2 separate regions of the Homo sapiens genome follow, and region 2 is linked to region 1. A link is an interaction called in ENCODE POLR2A ChIA-PET data of the cell type or tissue named here. Cell type or tissue: PC-9. All regions are shown on one strand.

What was found. ChIA-PET counts read pairs that join two places held together with the same protein. Peaks named below come from ENCODE experiments on the same cell type or tissue, not always from the same donor. Only the 100,000 strongest peaks of a DNase experiment are listed, where the experiment ranks them.
Region 2: POLR2A ChIA-PET joins it to region 1 with 22 read pairs; 5 of 35 experiments call an interaction of 5 or more read pairs at or near these places.

The regions. Positions count from the first base shown.
Region 1 is chr3:4,737,925-4,745,924 of GRCh38, reverse strand. All of the region lies in intron 44 of ITPR1 (inositol 1,4,5-trisphosphate receptor type 1), which reads right to left. Among named protein-coding and RNA genes, the nearest start is that of EGOT, 9.7 kb to the left of the region's middle. In PC-9, no CTCF peak of the experiment used is centred here; DNase peaks (open chromatin) are centred at 1,214 and 4,094; H3K27ac peaks cover 3,287 bases.
Region 2 is chr3:5,029,414-5,037,413 of GRCh38, reverse strand. No RefSeq gene overlaps it. Among named protein-coding and RNA genes, the nearest start is that of BHLHE40-AS1, 53 kb to the right of the region's middle. RefSeq lists an enhancer at 5,265-5,766. In PC-9, no CTCF peak of the experiment used is centred here; no DNase peak of the experiment used is centred here.

The DNA.
Region 1 (8,000 bases):
GAAAAAGAAGTCTGATGACTGCAAAGCTTCTAGCTTGGGTATCCTTGGCTGGTGGTGAGTCCACTGAGAAAGCTATGGAACACGAGAGGGCAAATAGAATGGAGGAAGGGAGATGACAGTGTCATGGGGTCCTGCTAACTTATAGCTAACACAAGTGGAGATGCCCATCAGGGATTTGAGCAGAAATCTAGAAATCGGCAGAGAGGTGGGACCGAGAGCTGTATCTTTGGGAGGTGTTGGCATAAATGGCTGCTGGAGGCCTGGGCAGTAGATGAGATTACCCAAGGGGATCGGTAGAAAAAGAAGGCAAACAGGCTGGAGATGGGGCCTCAAAACATTTCAGATGTTTTAAGGTCAACCGTATATGCCCTGAGAAGTCCCTGTGTTTACCACTAGGAAAACGTTTGTAGGAGGCACAGAAATAGCACAGCATTAAGCCATAAGGGAGTGACTAACCTGAAACCATGATGCTTTGGGGTAGGACGGTCAGAGGGGGCTCACAGATCCAAAGTCTGTAATCGCAGGTGTCTGGACTCTCAGGCTACATATACAATTTCCTAAGGAATGTCCTGCTTTGTCTGCGTCCCGAATCTGTGTTGAAAGATAGTAAACTGGGGTGATGGAGTACATCCTGGCAGAGGCTATGTGGGGAGAGCAGAGATGACTCTAGGGAAGAAAACGTCTTTTAAAAAACAACCCTGTCTGCTCCCACCAAAAGGAAGAAAGAAAAGAAAGAAAAAAATGAAGGAAAAGGGGAAAGGAAGGGAAGGAAAGAAGGGAGGGAGGAAGAGAGGGAGGGAGGGAAGGAGGGAAAGAAAAAAAAAAGACAGTGAGAAAGAGAGAGAAAGAAAGAAAACACAGAAAGAGAAAGGAAAAGAAAGAGATAAAGAAGAAAAGAAAGGGAAGGAGGAAGGAAGGAAAGAGAAGGAGAGAAGGAGGGAAAGAGGGGAACGAAGGAAGGAAGGAGGGAGGGAGGGAAGGAAGGAAGGAAGGAAGGAAGGAAGGAAGGAAGGAAGGAAGGAAGGAGGGAGGGAGACAGAGAGGGAGGAAGGGAGGGAGGGAGGCCCCAGCCTGTTTCCCTGAATTCCCATTTATTAGCTGAGTAAGTGGCCAACATATCTTGGGACTTAGGATATTGCTCATCTGGTGAATATTTACTTAAAAATTGCCATACCAGGGGATGAGGAGCACAGAACAAAGGGGAAATACTGTGGTTCTTTCCCTTAGGCAGTTTAACATCTACATAGTAAAGATTAAACAAACCCTAGGGTCAGCAAACATTTTTCCAAAGGGCCAAATGGTAAACATTTCACACGCTGAGGGTCATTGCAGCTATCTGTCACAACTACTCAACTCTGCCCCTGAAGCAGGAAAGCAGTTAGGACAATCCCAAAGGAAAAACTGCAGCTATGCACCAATAAAACTTTATCTACAAACACAGGCAGCTGTCTGGATTTTTCCCGTGGGCTACCATTTACTAATCCCTGAACCTCCAGAGGAAGACTGACCAATCCTCTGCCTGGCAGTTCCCAAGAGGCATCTCACACTCGGAAGTCACTAAAGAAAGTTAGGAAGAGCACAGACCTCTTGCTAGACCAGAAGGAAGAGAAAGAAATAAGGAATATCTGGACCTGTTGAGGATTCAGTGGGATAAAATGAATTGATGCCTCACTTTACAAAAATTTCCAGGTCTTCTCTGTCATTTTTCTCTGCACTTTTAGTAAAATTTTGGAGACTGTGGAAAACCTGAGGTTCTCTCTGAAGACATCTCCTCTTAGAAACAAATTCCTAGCCAGCGTGGTGGCTCACGCCTGTAATCCCAGCACTTTGGGAGGCTGAGGCGGGCGGATCACTTGACGTCTGGAGCTCAAGACCAGCCTGGCCAACATGTAGAAACCCCGTCTCTACTAAAAATACAAAAAATTAGCTGGGCGTGGGGGTGGGCACCTGTAGTCCCAGCTACTCAGGAGGCTGAGACAGGAGAATTGCTTGAACCCATGAGGCGGAGGTTGCAGTGAGCTGAGATCGCGCCACTGCACTCCAGCTTGGGTGACATAGTGAGACTCCGTCTCAAACAAACAAACAAACAGACAAACGAACAAGAAACAAATTCCTGCTTCTAGGTTTCGCAGAAAGGAAGGAGATTAACATTCTGCTTCCAAAGTTCTTCCCCTCCCCCTTCCCCCTCAACAACTGTAGTCCTCTCATGGAAGGCCAGACAAGCAGATGTATGTAACTGTCCACTTCTGCCCATATTGTTGGCTCTGCTACTCAGGAAATAAGAAAAATCACGCTGGGTCTCCAGCTCCTCTGGAAGCATGAACCAGGATGCACATTCTCCCCTGGGACCACCTCAAAGGGATTGTGCCTCTTATCACCAACCTGGAGGGACTCACAGATGAATGATGCTGACAAGTCTTGCAGTAATTTCTTGCCCCGAACTGGGAAACTGAATGCCAGTAGGTGCATGCATTACCTACTGTCTGCCGTCACTCAGAGAGCTGCGCTAAGGATGACCAGGGCAGAGTTGTGGGAACTGCCATCTTCTTCTGCAGGAGGGCTCACTCAAGTCTGATATGCCTAAGAATGTAACGACTTTTGAATTTTGAGCTTCCTCCTTAAGACCTGGATTTAGACCAATAATCCTCAAGGACTCCTGTTCAATAACAGTCCAGTTTCCTGGGAATGGTGAAGAAGGGTGTGAGGTGTTCAGGTCAAAGGCAGATAAAGTAGGAGGAAAGGAAGAGAAGGAGGGAAAGAAAGGAAAGGAAAAAAGGACAGACAAGACAATGGCCTGGGCCAGGGAGCACTTCAAACCACAAAGAAGTGACTAGATTGCTGTTTTTCTTTCTGCTTCATCCCAGAATGTCTCTCATTACTATTAGTGGCAAAAACCGCAATTACTTTTGCACCAACCTAAATAACCTGTACTCAAGGCAATGAAATTTCCCAATGTCCTGGAGTTCTAAAATCATTTTTAATATACAGTCAGAAGGACTTGGGTCAATTGAGTGTGAAAATAACATAAGACAGAGCGTCCCCCAGGCCTGCTGGATGATAAACCACTATGCAAAAATAGAAAATATCAGAAGTAGGATTTTAGACAGAAAACACATTTCACAAAATACAGCATGTATTTAAAATAAATAAAAATATTATTAATTAGAACCGAGCATGGTGGTCCGCACCTATAGTCCCAGCTACTCAGGAGGCTGAGGGAGGAGGAATGCTTGAGCCCAGGAGTTCAAGTCTAGCCTCAGCAACATAGCAAGACCCTATCTCTTAAAAATATATATGAACAAATAAAAATAAGAACCACATCATCTTGAGATCTTTGTATTGGCCAGATGCCACGTGAGGTGCTTTCTATAAATAGTCTGTGAAAACATCTCAGGAGTTCTCTGAGGTGGGAACCGTCACCATCCTATTCTCCAAGTCAGGAACCAGTGGGATGAGTGAGGTGGACTTCGCCAGGAGTCCTGAGGTGGGCATATAGGAGGCAGGGCTTGAGCCCAGGCTGTACCCACACCACAGAATCAGCAGCCCTGGCAGCAGCTCCACTTGTCTACCGGACCACACACTTTACCCTCATGTTCTTCGTAACTCCATAAGGAAGGGACTAGGCTTTTCCAACCCTCATTTTGCAGATGAGGAAACTGAGTTTCAAAGTGGCCCTGACAAACCCCAAGGTCACTGAAGGCTGGCAGGGGCAGAGCTGGAATTCCAGCACAAATATTGTGGTCTGGAGGCCCGCAGTTGATAGGCTCTCTCCTTCCAGGGGGTCCTCCCTGAGTCCCTAACCTTTACGCCACCATTTCTCAAAGGAGCCAAGCTGGTCCTTGAGCCAACCTGGGGTGGCTTTGCTGACCCCTCACAGCTTCCGCAGAAGGGCAGTGTCTCTGGGGACGCCTGCTGGGGACAAGTCACTGCCTCCCTCTTTCTTTAATGCCAACAGCTCTCGAACCCCCACGTGCAGGAGGAGAGCTGCCCTGACTCCACTGCTGGCTTCACTCCTTTCCCACATGGATAAAACCTGAGGTTAGAAAACACCGCTCAGAAGTGACTCATTCCTGACTTCCCTGCCAAAAACAACACCCATTTACGTAACTTGCTCACACACCAATCTTTTCCTCCTCCTCAGGGTGACTGCCCTGTCAAACCAAGGCTGATCTTCCTCACAAACTGGCCTTCCATTTCCAGCAGAGGCAAATCAAATTGCCCTTTCCGCCCTCATCTCTTTGCTAACTGGGGTCAGAGATAGCCCAACCAACGTGTCCCTCCCACACTGTGTTGGTGACTTCCGGAAGGGATGTGAGATTTCCTATCTAACACTTGTTCTTGGGCTGATTTCTTAAGCCAACCTCAAAAAAAAAAAAAGAGTGTGGTGTAGGAAAGGCCTCATGAACCAGGGATCACTCTCTCTGCTGAATTTGCAGGCCAGTTTCCTGACGGAGCACTTCTCACATTTTCCATCTCTAGCTGCTTACGTGCAGAAAAGAAAACCCTTTTCGGGTGTGTCTGTAGACTAGACTTTGGCATAGGAATAGACGTGGGCAGCCATTTGATACATGAAATTCCCAGTGCTTCTGAAACCAGAAGCAATTAGTCCAAAAAAATGTTTAACTATCTATCCCCATAATGTGCTAGGAGGTTCTCTATGGTCATGTCAGCATATATATCCCAAAACATCTGTATTGGCTTAAAAAAAACAAAAATAAAAAACGAGGTATGTCCAAAGATAGCCTGTCCTCCTCTTCATTCCAGGTAAGGACAGCCCCTGTCCTTCTGTAAGGAAGAGGAAGCGAAGGGAACTTCCCCCAGGCGCTGGTGGGAACATCTTAGGAGGAAGGAACATAGAAATTGGCAAGGACTCGAAGGACGGATATGAAAGTGCCGTGAGCCCTGCTGAGCCCCATGTGTGCCAAAAATTAATTCATAAGCAAATGCTTATTTTATAGTTTCCCACTTGCTACAAAACATCAAGCCACAAGGAAATATTTCTTCTGGGGGCTGACAGGAAGCGGGTGGCACCAGAGTGGGGAGAAAGAAAGCCGGAAGTTCTCTTCAAGACAAGCGTGATCCTATCACCTGACAACGTGTCACCCGTTTCTGGAAAATCCACGGGCTGTGGTACTGTCTCCTTGTTCCCATAAGCGGAGGGTTCAATGTGAAGCCTGCTCTGATGGCAGCCAGGTAGGAGAAGTCTGGGAGTCACGATCTACCCTCAGATGTTATCACCATTGCAGGAGCCGGGGCAGGAAGAAAAGATGCTGGGAGACCTGGGGACACCACCCCTGGGAGTCCATTATGCCAGACTGGGAAGTAACCTGTATTTGGCTTCCAGGCATTTCAGGGCTTTAGGTGATGATGTGATGGATGACAGGGTTTCATAATAAGGGAGCAAACCCTCCATGAGAGTGCCTAGCAAGCACTGTATGTCATTATTTGTGGATTCCCATAAATTGAATCCTCTAGGGTCTGGACAATGAAATCTAGAATTTCTGGAGTGCTGTGATTCCCAGTGAGCTTATCCTAAGGCAGGACTGAATTTTCTTACAACATCCAAAAGGAGAAAGACAAGAGTCAACACTTTTGCAAAGAAGGGATTTAGTATCCAGGGAGATCCAAACTCCTCAACTGCAGAGACAATGGTGTCTCCCTTTCCTGCAGCTGTAGCATCCAGCTTGGGGGCCTGGCTGACCCATGGTAGGTGCTCAATCGATTATAATGGGGGTGGTGGTGAGGAAGCCAGTCCCCAAAGGTGGTCCCCAACAATTCTCTCTTTTTATACATGTACCCTCCTCACAATAAGAGGTGGAGTTTTTCTCCCCGCCTTTGAAATGGGGCTGGCCTCATGTCTGGCTTTGACCAATAGAATGTGATAGAAGTGATATTCTAGGAATTCTAAACCCAGGCTTTGAAAAGGCTAGTAGCTTCCACTTCCTGCTTCTTGAAACACTGTTTCTCAGAACCCAGTCACCATGTTCTAAGAAGCCCAAACCACACAGAGAACCAAGGCACTCCAGGCAGTACCCCCAGCTGAGCTCTCAGCAAAGGACCAGCACCAATGGCCACAGTCATATGAGTGACCACGTAAGCTGTTCTAAGACCAGTCAACCCCCTGATGGTTGCAGACCCAGCCAAGATCACACAGAGCAAAAGAACCACCCAGCTGAGCCCAAGCTCACAGAATCATGCTAGGCACCAAAATGGCCATTGCTTTAGGCTATTAAATTTTTAGGTGGTTATTCAGTGACAGATAACTACAGGTGGAGGTGGGACGGACAAGAGGTACAGGATATTTTATCATGGGTTTTGTCCAGCTCTGGAACTCTGAGTAAGTCATAACCTCCTTGAGTTTCTGTTTCCTTGAGCCACTGTGCCCAGCGTTCCCTAAATATTTTAAATCTGCAGTTGGTTGAATCCACAGATGCAGAACCGACAAACACAGAGGGCAGACTGTATACATTTCTGGAACTGTGTAGGCCTGCCTGCTTCCCTGCAACTCCCCTTTCTACCACCTGTCATCAGGAAACATGGATCTCAAGAAGGCCAGCTGACCACAGACCCATTTCCCTTCCTGAGACCCTCCATGGTGCACCGAACAGGAAGTGACCGTGCTCCACCAGCTCCGGCAAGAACCCACCATGTCTTCAGTGGAGCAAAGCATCTCAGCAATCATTAATTGCCACACTGTGGTCTTAGCCCAAGTCAGGCTCACTTCCCAGCTGGCCACTTACTACTCTGAACCAACTTCTCAACAGCAAGACGAAACTCTGAATCACTCCCCCTGGGGCTTCAAGGTTCCTGTCCTTAACTGGCCCCAGACACAACCCTAGTTCCACATCATTTTCTCCAGAGAAAGAGAAGCTTGGGGCCAAGGGGCTCTGACAAGTCAAGTCTAGGCTAGAAGGCATTTTCCTGGAACCATCGGCCTCCTGTGAGACACTGGGTTAGACTGGGCCCCCCAGGGGTCACAGAAGCGGGGAGGAGAAAACAGCATGTGCGTGCGGCCACACCCGCACCCTTCCATCCTGGCATGGATCCACAGGCCCCCACACCACCCCTGCGTTCCCCCAAGAGAAAACATCCCTGCTCCACACGTGGCTGAACTGCGGTAACTCCATCATGGCATTTCATCTACAGCCTGGGTGTATGAGTAATAAATGTGTGAAACCATGAAACTAATATTCATAATGACCTTACAAGATAAAGAACTTGAAGGAAAAACAGCTTCTGTGTGCCTGGCCGTCACCATCAGGGTGCTCCGTGAAAAACATGGCATCTCACCAGAGCCACAGACATCGTCTCCCCAGGAGCCTCAGTGCTGGCGGCCCTCAGCCCCACCAGCCACTATACTTCATTGTTAGTCCTTAATTAATGGTGCCTTTGTGCACCTGGTCATCCCGATGCCAAGCCCAGAACCGAATGGGGCCTCTGACTTCTCTTCCACGTCTAATCAGACGCCATTTCAGCCAACATTTACCAAGTATCAGCAGGTCCAGGCCTGGGCCTGGTGCAAGGAGTGACAGGGTCTCTGTTTGTGACATCCTGTCCCTCACCCCCACCCCTTTAGTCCCAGCAAGGTTCAGAGTCTCATTCCCTGCCCTCATTTCTTTTATTTGTTGATTGACATATAACATAGGTACAGTAAAGCACACTAATTTTAAGCATATGGCTTACTGAGTTGTTGTTTTTTTTCTTTTTTAAACTTTTATTTTAAATTCAGGGTTGCAATTGCAGGTTACATAGGTAAGCTTGTGTCACTGGGGTTTATCACATAGATTGCTTCACCACTCTGGTATTAAACCTAGTACCCATTAGTTATTTTTCCATCCTCTCCCTCCTTCCGACCTCCACCTTCCGAAAAGCCCCAGTGGGCGTCGTTCCCCCTATAAGTGTCCATGTGTTCCTGTCACTTAGCTCCCACTTATAACTGAGAACATGCGGTATTTGATTTTCTGTTCCTGTGTTATTTTGCTAAGGATAATGGTCTCCAG
Region 2 (8,000 bases), 290 kb before region 1:
ATTTAAAATATGATCCCTTGAGGAGTTCAAGTAACTGGTTCAGGTACAAGTACTAACATGCGGTGGGAGTGGGATTTGAACCCAGGACTCACCTGACTCTAAAGCTGGGGTGGCTGGGTATATTTCTATGCGACTCCATGGCTCTCTTTGCTACTGACCACCTAGCCCAGAAGGATGATAAAGTGGAGCCCAGGAAGGATATGATCAATGCAGTTAATTTTTATATCACTGTGGTCAAGACACAAGGCGGGCACCTCCTTTGTATGTGAGCCTTGGAAACGCTTCTTTTTAAACATAACACAGTCATTGCGTGTTAGAGATGATTTAATCTGTTAGTTGAGTGAGCAATCGAGGAAGACGTGGGTCTTTGGGGTTCAAATGAGGAGGCATGACTGCCTGGTAATCAAATTGATTGCAGTGAGCTAGCTTCCCTTTTCTCTTGTCTGTAGAGACTCTCTAATCTCTTTTTCCACCCAACCCCCACTTCTGGATGCCATTGTTCCCTAGAAGGAGAATCTGGGGACCAAAAGGGTGAAGGAACCAGCCATGGCCACCTTGGAGCCCATGATGTTATCAGAAGGGAACTTGGCCCCGGCTCTCTCCCTCCTACACTCAGGGGCACATCCATGTTCCACGACTGTGTCTGATGTTTTCTTAAAATGCTCCAGGTGTGAATTGTAATAGTAGTAATAGCAATCATATTCTTGATAACTTTTATTGAGCAATTGCTATACACAGGCATATACATCATCTCACACAACCTGCCTCCCTTGTGACTATTACTGTTAGCCCATTTTACAGACATGGCCATTAAGCTCAAGGGAAACTGGGTAACATATCGAGGTTTCTTGCCCAAACTCACCCACTTATAAACAGCATGACTGATATTTCAACTTTGGCAGTTTGACCTAGATCCCAGCTATCTTGATATATTAAGGAACAAAACAGGTTTCAAAACAGTGCAGGATACTACAGCAACGAAAAGGAACAAACCTTTGACATGTGCAGTGACACAGATGACTCTCGCCGTAGTTATGTGAGGGAAAGAAGCTACGTTTTAAAAGTGTACAGATTATATGATTTCATATACATGATACATTCGATTTACAAAATTCTAGAAAACGCAACAGAAAACAGAAGGATGGTTGCCAGGGGACTGAGAGGGCCAGGAGTGAGGTGTCACAAAAGCATGAGTAAACTTTTTTTTTTTTTTGAGACCAAGTCTCACTCTCAACCAAGCTGGAGTGCAGTGGAGCTATTAAGGCTCACTGCAGCCTCGACCTCCTGGGCTCAGGCAATCCTCCCACCTCAGCCTCCTGAGTAGCTGGGACTACAGGTGTGCACCACGACGCCTGCCTAATTTTTGTATTTTTTGTAGAGGCAGGGTCTCGCTATATTGCCCAGGCTGGTCTCGAACTCCTGGGCTAAAGCAATTCTCACCTCAGCCTCCCAATGTACTGAGATTACAGGCATGAGCCACTGTGCCCAACCCAGCATGAGTAAATTTTGAGGTTGATGGAGTTCTCTGTTCTTTGATTGTGGTGATGGTTTCCCAGGTGCATGCAAATGTCAAAACTCATCAAATTGTAGACTTTCAATGCACGTCATCTGTTGTATGTCAATTTTATCTCAATAAGGATTAAGAAACAGTATTATGCATGATTCAGCACACCAACATGGCACATGTATACATATGTAACAAACCTGCGCGTTGTGCATAGGTACCCTAGAACTTAAAGTATAAAAAAAAAGAAAAGAAACAGTATTATGCGTGATTATGGTTTAGGTTTTTTTAAATTATTTTTAATTTTTTTTAGTGGGGCTCAAACTGGTTTCGTTTCTAAGGAAAAATTACATAGATACACATGTATACATACATTTATACATATTATAGGTAATACATACACATATAAAATTACATATGATAAATATTAATGCATAACTAAAATATATAAATTATATATAAAATATATGTTATATATTTATATATGACAACATGACTCACAAGGCCACTGTGCAGTCTAGTCCCAGACCCCCTCCCCAGTGTCATTTCTCACCACTGCCCACCCCACCCTCCAAAGTGGACCACAGGGTATTACTTTCATTTCCTCCATCGCCTCATGCATGCTCTGCTTCCTGGCCTTCTCATTGCTATTTATTTCATCTGCCTGGAACACTCTCCCACCCTTCCTTGATTCTTTAGGCCTCAGCTAAGGTGTCCTTTCCTCCTTGAACCCAAAGTACCTCCCCTTTGGCACCCAGTATTGTAATTGTTTAATACCTTTTTTCTATTGTTACCCTGTATGTTCCATGAGGGCAAGAGACCCTGTGTCTTTTGCTCATGGAGGTGTTCCAAATACATAGCACATAATAGGTATTTACTAGAGAGATTTCAAATGAAAGACCAAAATGATGGGTTTTTTTTGTTTTTGTTTTTGTTTTTGTTTTTCAAGACCAAGTCTTGCTCTGTCACATAGGGTAGAGTGCAATGGTGAAATCTCAGCTCACTGCAACCTCCACATCCCGGGTTCAAGTGATCCTCCCCTCCTCAGCCTCCCAAGTAGCTTGCATTACAGGCGACTACCACCATGCCCGGCTAATTTTTTTTTTTTTTTTTGAGATGGAGTCTCACTCTGTTGTCCAGGCTAGAGTGCAATGGCACGTTCTCAGCTCACTGCAACCTCTGTGCCTCCTGGGTTCAAGCGATTCTCCTGCCTCAGCCTCCCAAGTAGCTGGGATTACAGGCGCATACCACCACACTGGCTAATTTTTGTATTTTTAGTAGAGATGGGGTTTCCCCATGTTGGCCAGGCTGATCTCGAACTCCTGACCTTGTGATCCACCCGCCTCGGCCTCCCAAAGTGCTGGGATTACAGGTGTGAGCCACCGCACCCGGCATTTTTTTGTATTTTTTTTAGTAGAGATGGGGTTTCCCCATGTTGGCCAGGCTGGTTTTGAACTCCTGACCTCTGCTGATCCACCCGCCTCAGCTTCCCAAAGTGTTAGGATTATAGGCGTGAGCCACTGCACCCAGCCCAAAATGATATTTTAAAATCTTAGTGAAGAACCACTACCACCACTACCAGTATATACTAACATATTATATATATACATATATATATATTTTTTTTTTTTTTTTTTGAGACGGGGTCCCACTTTTTCACCCAGGCTGGTGTTCAGGGGCATGATCCACGGCTCACTGCCACCTTGACCTCCTGGGCTGAAGAAATCCTCCCACCTCAGCCTCCAGAGTGGGACTACAGTGCATGCCACCATGTCTGGTTAACTTATTTTTATTTTTTTGTAGAGATGGGGGTCTCACCATATTGCTCAGGCTGGTTTTGAACTCCTAGGCTCAAGTGATCCTCCTGCCTCAGCCTCCCAAAGTGTTGGGATTATGGTCATGAGCCACCGTACCCATAATATATATGTGTGTTTGTGTCCGTGTGTGTGTGTGTGTGTGTGTATGAGATAGGATCTTGCTCTGTCACCCAGGCTGGAGTGTGGTGGTGTGATCACAGCTCACTGCAGCCTCGACCTCCTAGGCTTAATTGATCCTCCCACCTCAGCCTCTCTAGTAATTGCGAGCACAGGTTCGCACCACCACATTCAGCTAATTTTTGTATTTTTTTTTTTTTTTTTTTTGACATGGAGTCTGGCTCTGTCGCCCAGGCTGGAGTGCAGTGGCGTGATCTCGGCTCACTGCAAGCTCCGCCTCCCGGGTTCACACCATTCTCCTGCCTCAGCCTCCTGAGTAGCTGGGACTACCAGTAGATGGGACTACAGGCACCTGCCAACACGCCCGGCTAATTTTTTTGTATTTTTAGTAGAGACAGGCTTTCACCACGTTAGCCAGGATGGTCTCGATCTCCTGACCGCGTGATCCGCCTGCCTCGGCCTCCCAAAGTGCTGGGATTACAGGCATAAGCCACCGCACCCGGCCAATTTTTGTATTTTTTGTAAAGATGGGGTTTTGCTATGTCGCCCAGGCTGGAATTGAACTCCTAGGCTCAAGATCCTCCTACCTCAGCCTCTCAAAGTGTTGGAATTACAGGTGTGAGCCACTGCATCCAGCCATATTATATATTCTTCAAGATGCAGGCTAGCATAATGTTAAGAATGATTATTAAAATAACATGACACAAAGTGGTTAAGAATAAAAGAGTCATTCATGGCTGGTTCTACCAGTTGCTAGCCAAGTAACCATGGGCAAGTTACTTTATCTCTCTGAATCTCCGTTTTCTTCCGTGTGTAATCAGGACAGCAATATTCCGTCAAGGTTGTAACGTTTCAGTCAGATAACACACAGTAAGTGCTTCGTATGGAGTGCCGGCTGTAGGTTATTATTATACTGGTGCTGTCATTCAGATCAATTGAATATGAACTGTTAACTGATACCTCCCATTTATCTGGAGCTCTCCATTTTACAAAGCATTTCTCATTTAATACCCCAATTATGCCTCACAGGAACCCTGGAGGGAAGGTGACACAGATGTCATTATTACCCATTTTAAAAGGAAGCTGGGGCCCAGGGATGCTAAATGACTTCACTCAAATGGTAGATAAGGTGAACAGTGGCACCAGGAGCTGACCCTGAGTAAGGTAACGGCTCAGGGCCCTTTACCAAGGGTGGAGTCTTGCCTACTCTTTGAAACACAGAAATGACTGAAGGCCCCTACTTACCTCCTCAGCGAAGTCCCTCAGCTGGAAGTTCCTGGGATTTGGTGTTCTTTCAGTCACCAGGCCTGTCCTGTTCCCACCATTTTATCTCAACTGCATCTCATCTCAGGCAGCTGATAACTTTTTTCTTTAATTTTTAATTTTTATTTATTTATTTAGAGACAGGGTCTCACTCTGTCATGCACGCTGGCATGCACTAGCATGATCACAACTCACTGAAGCCTCAACCTCCTGGGCTCAAGTGATCCTCTCACCTCAGCCTCCTGAGGATTTAAAACTATAGGCATGAGCCACCACACCCAGATAATTTTTTTTTTTTAGTTTTTTTAGAGACAGGGTCTCGCTATGCTTGTCCAAGCTGGTGTCAAACTCCTGGGCTAAGGTGATCCTCCTGCCTCAGCCTCCCAAAGTGTCAGGATTACAGGCATGAGCCACCTCACTGAAGTTGGTAACTTCTGTCTGCTCAGCTCTAACATGGAAATGGTGCAACACAGTTCCTTCCCTTCAGTCTCCACCCCTAAACCCCCAAATCTCTTTCACCTAACACAGGCCCAACTCCTAACCCTGCCTTCCCCACGCACACACACAATTTTTTTTTTTTGAGACAGTTTCAATTTTGTTGCCCAGGCTGGAGTGCAATGGCATGATCTTGGCTCACTGCCACCCCCGCCTCCAGCGTTCAAGCGATTCTCCTGCCTCAGCCTCCCAAGTAGCTGGGATTACAGGCATGCTCCGCCACGCCCAGCTAATTTTTTATATTTGGTAGAGACGGGGTTTCACCATGTTGATCAGGCTGGTCTCAAACTCCTGACCTCAGGTGATCCACCCACCTGGGCCTCCCAAAGTGCTGGGATTACAGGCATGAACCATCGCACCTGGCCCCCACACACAATTTTTAACTAGGAATGATCTACTAGCCCCTTTCTTCTTCAGGCCCCAGCCTCCTTCCAAGTTCCTTGACTCTCCTTTCTCTCCCTCACATTTTTCTGCTCCTCTATTTCTCTAGATTCATCTCACTTTGGGCTGCTCCTTTTGCACAAAAATACTCAAATCTCTCTTTTGATTAGACAAAGCATTTTACTTTCCTACACCCTCCTCAGGAATGACATGCCTTGGAGAACGTCAGCGAGCAGTGCTTAGCTAAAGAAAGGCTCACCTAACTCTGTTCCCACCCTTTGATCTCAGAATTTGGGAGATTAGGCTTTGTTTGTCCCAGCACAAAGTGTGTGTGTGTGTGTGTGTGTGTGTGTGTGTGTGTGTGTGTGTGTGTGTGTCTAATTACCCCCTTCCTTCCTGCCTGCCTTCCCTCCCTCCCTCCCTCCCTCCCTCCCTCCCTCCTTCCTTCCTTTTTTTGATGGAGTATTGCTCTGTCGCCCAGGCTGGAGTGCATTGGCGAGATTTCTGCTCACTGCAACCTCCACCTTCCAGGTTCAAGCAATTCTCCTGCCTCAGCCTCCCAAGTAGCTGGGACTACAGGGATGCTCCACCACACCCGGCTAATTTTTTTTGTATTTTCAGTAAAGACGGGGTTTCACCATGTTGGCCAGGCTGGTCTCCTCAGGTGATCTGCCCACTGCAGTGTCCCAAAGTGCTGGGATTACAGGCGTGAGCCACCACACTTGGCCTCTTTTCTTTTCTTCCTTCCTTCCCTCCCTCCCTCTCTCTCTTTCTTTTCTCCCTTCCTTCCCTCCCTCTCTCTCTTTCTTTTCTCCCTTTCTCTCTCCTCCCTCCCTCCCTCCCTCCCTTCCTTCCTCCCTTCTTTCCTCCCTTCTTTCTTCTCTTTTTTTTTGAGACCTAGTCTCACTCTGTCGCCCAGGCTGGAGTGCAATGGCACGATCTCGGCTCACTGCAACCTCCATCTCCCAGGTTCAAGCAATACTCCTGCCTCAGCCTCCTGAATAGCTGGGATTACAGGCACGTGCCATCACGCCCGGCTAATTTTTATATTTTTAGCAGAGATGGGGTTTCATCATGTTGACCAGGCTTGTCTTGAACTCCTGACCTCAGGTGATCCACCTGCCTCGGCCTCCCAAAGTGCTGGGATTACAGGCGTCAGCCACCACGCCCGGCTTTCTTTTTTTTCTGGAAAGATGGGAGTCTCCCTATATTGCTCAGGCTGGTTGTCTTGAACGCCTGGACTCAAGCAATCCACCCACCCGTTTTGGCCTCCCAAAGTGCTTGGATTACAGACATGAGCCACTGCGCTCAGCCTGATTTTCTTTCTGACGTTTAAAAACAAAACAAACCAAAGAAAAGGATACATTTCACATATAACCCTCGTTCCATGCGTCTCTCAAAAAATGGGAAGAGTCAACAACTGAGTGTGTTCAATCAAAATGGCGGCAACAAGTTAAAGTTGAGTAGCTGAGTAATGGCTGCCCACTTTGGCCAGGCAAGATAGCTTGGCCTTCTTCTTCTCCAGAACCCACCAGCCTCTCTTGTTTGTGTGACCACTCTAGCTGCTGGAAGCTTTTGAGATTGTAATCCCTTGTTTGGCAATGTAACCCCAAAAGCAGAGGTTTTACAATGTCAGTCTTCTTTCTTCCCTTTCATAAGTGGAAAGACCCAGTATAGAGATTCATTTTTCCACTGACGTAAATTATACTACCACCCCAATTTAGATTGCAGATGCAGTTACAAAGAGTTTGGTTTTAAATATATTTTCCACCTCACTGCATAAATGTTATATGGCATATTTAGAAATCCTGCCCCCACCCCCAGTAAAGGTTTCTTTATGAAAACTGAAATTCCCACCATTCAACTATCTACCATGCTTTGAGATTTGGGGATGATTCTAGCTGATTCCAGAATTATAGCTGAATAAGCATAATACCTGTCTTCTGAGTAACTTTCAGCAATGTAGCCCCTAGCATATCTAATTTAATGCTTGTTAAAGGAATTGCTTTTTTGTTTGCTGTTTGAAACTCAATGCGTATTTTCAAAGCCAGCTCCAATTTCTCTTAGGGCCTGACACCATTTTTTTCTGCCTCTCCCACTTTGCAAATTAGCTGACCCTCAATTTCTTTCAGTGATCCTTAGTCCCAGCAGAGAGGAACTGGTCCTAATTGCATAAATTTTCTCCCTCATTGCTGACATTGAACAGCCATCTGATTTGCTTTCACCTGAGAGGTCTCAGGCAAGCACCATCTCAAAGGACAGGGGAAAGTCTAGAGCAGGCGTTCTCCAGGTGTGGTTTCCAGACCAGCAGCATCAGCATCATTTGAGAACTTGTTAGAAATACAGTCTCAGCCCTGCCTCAGATCTATGGAATACAAATCTGCACTTTAAAAGGATCCCCAATTGATTCATAAGCACATTCA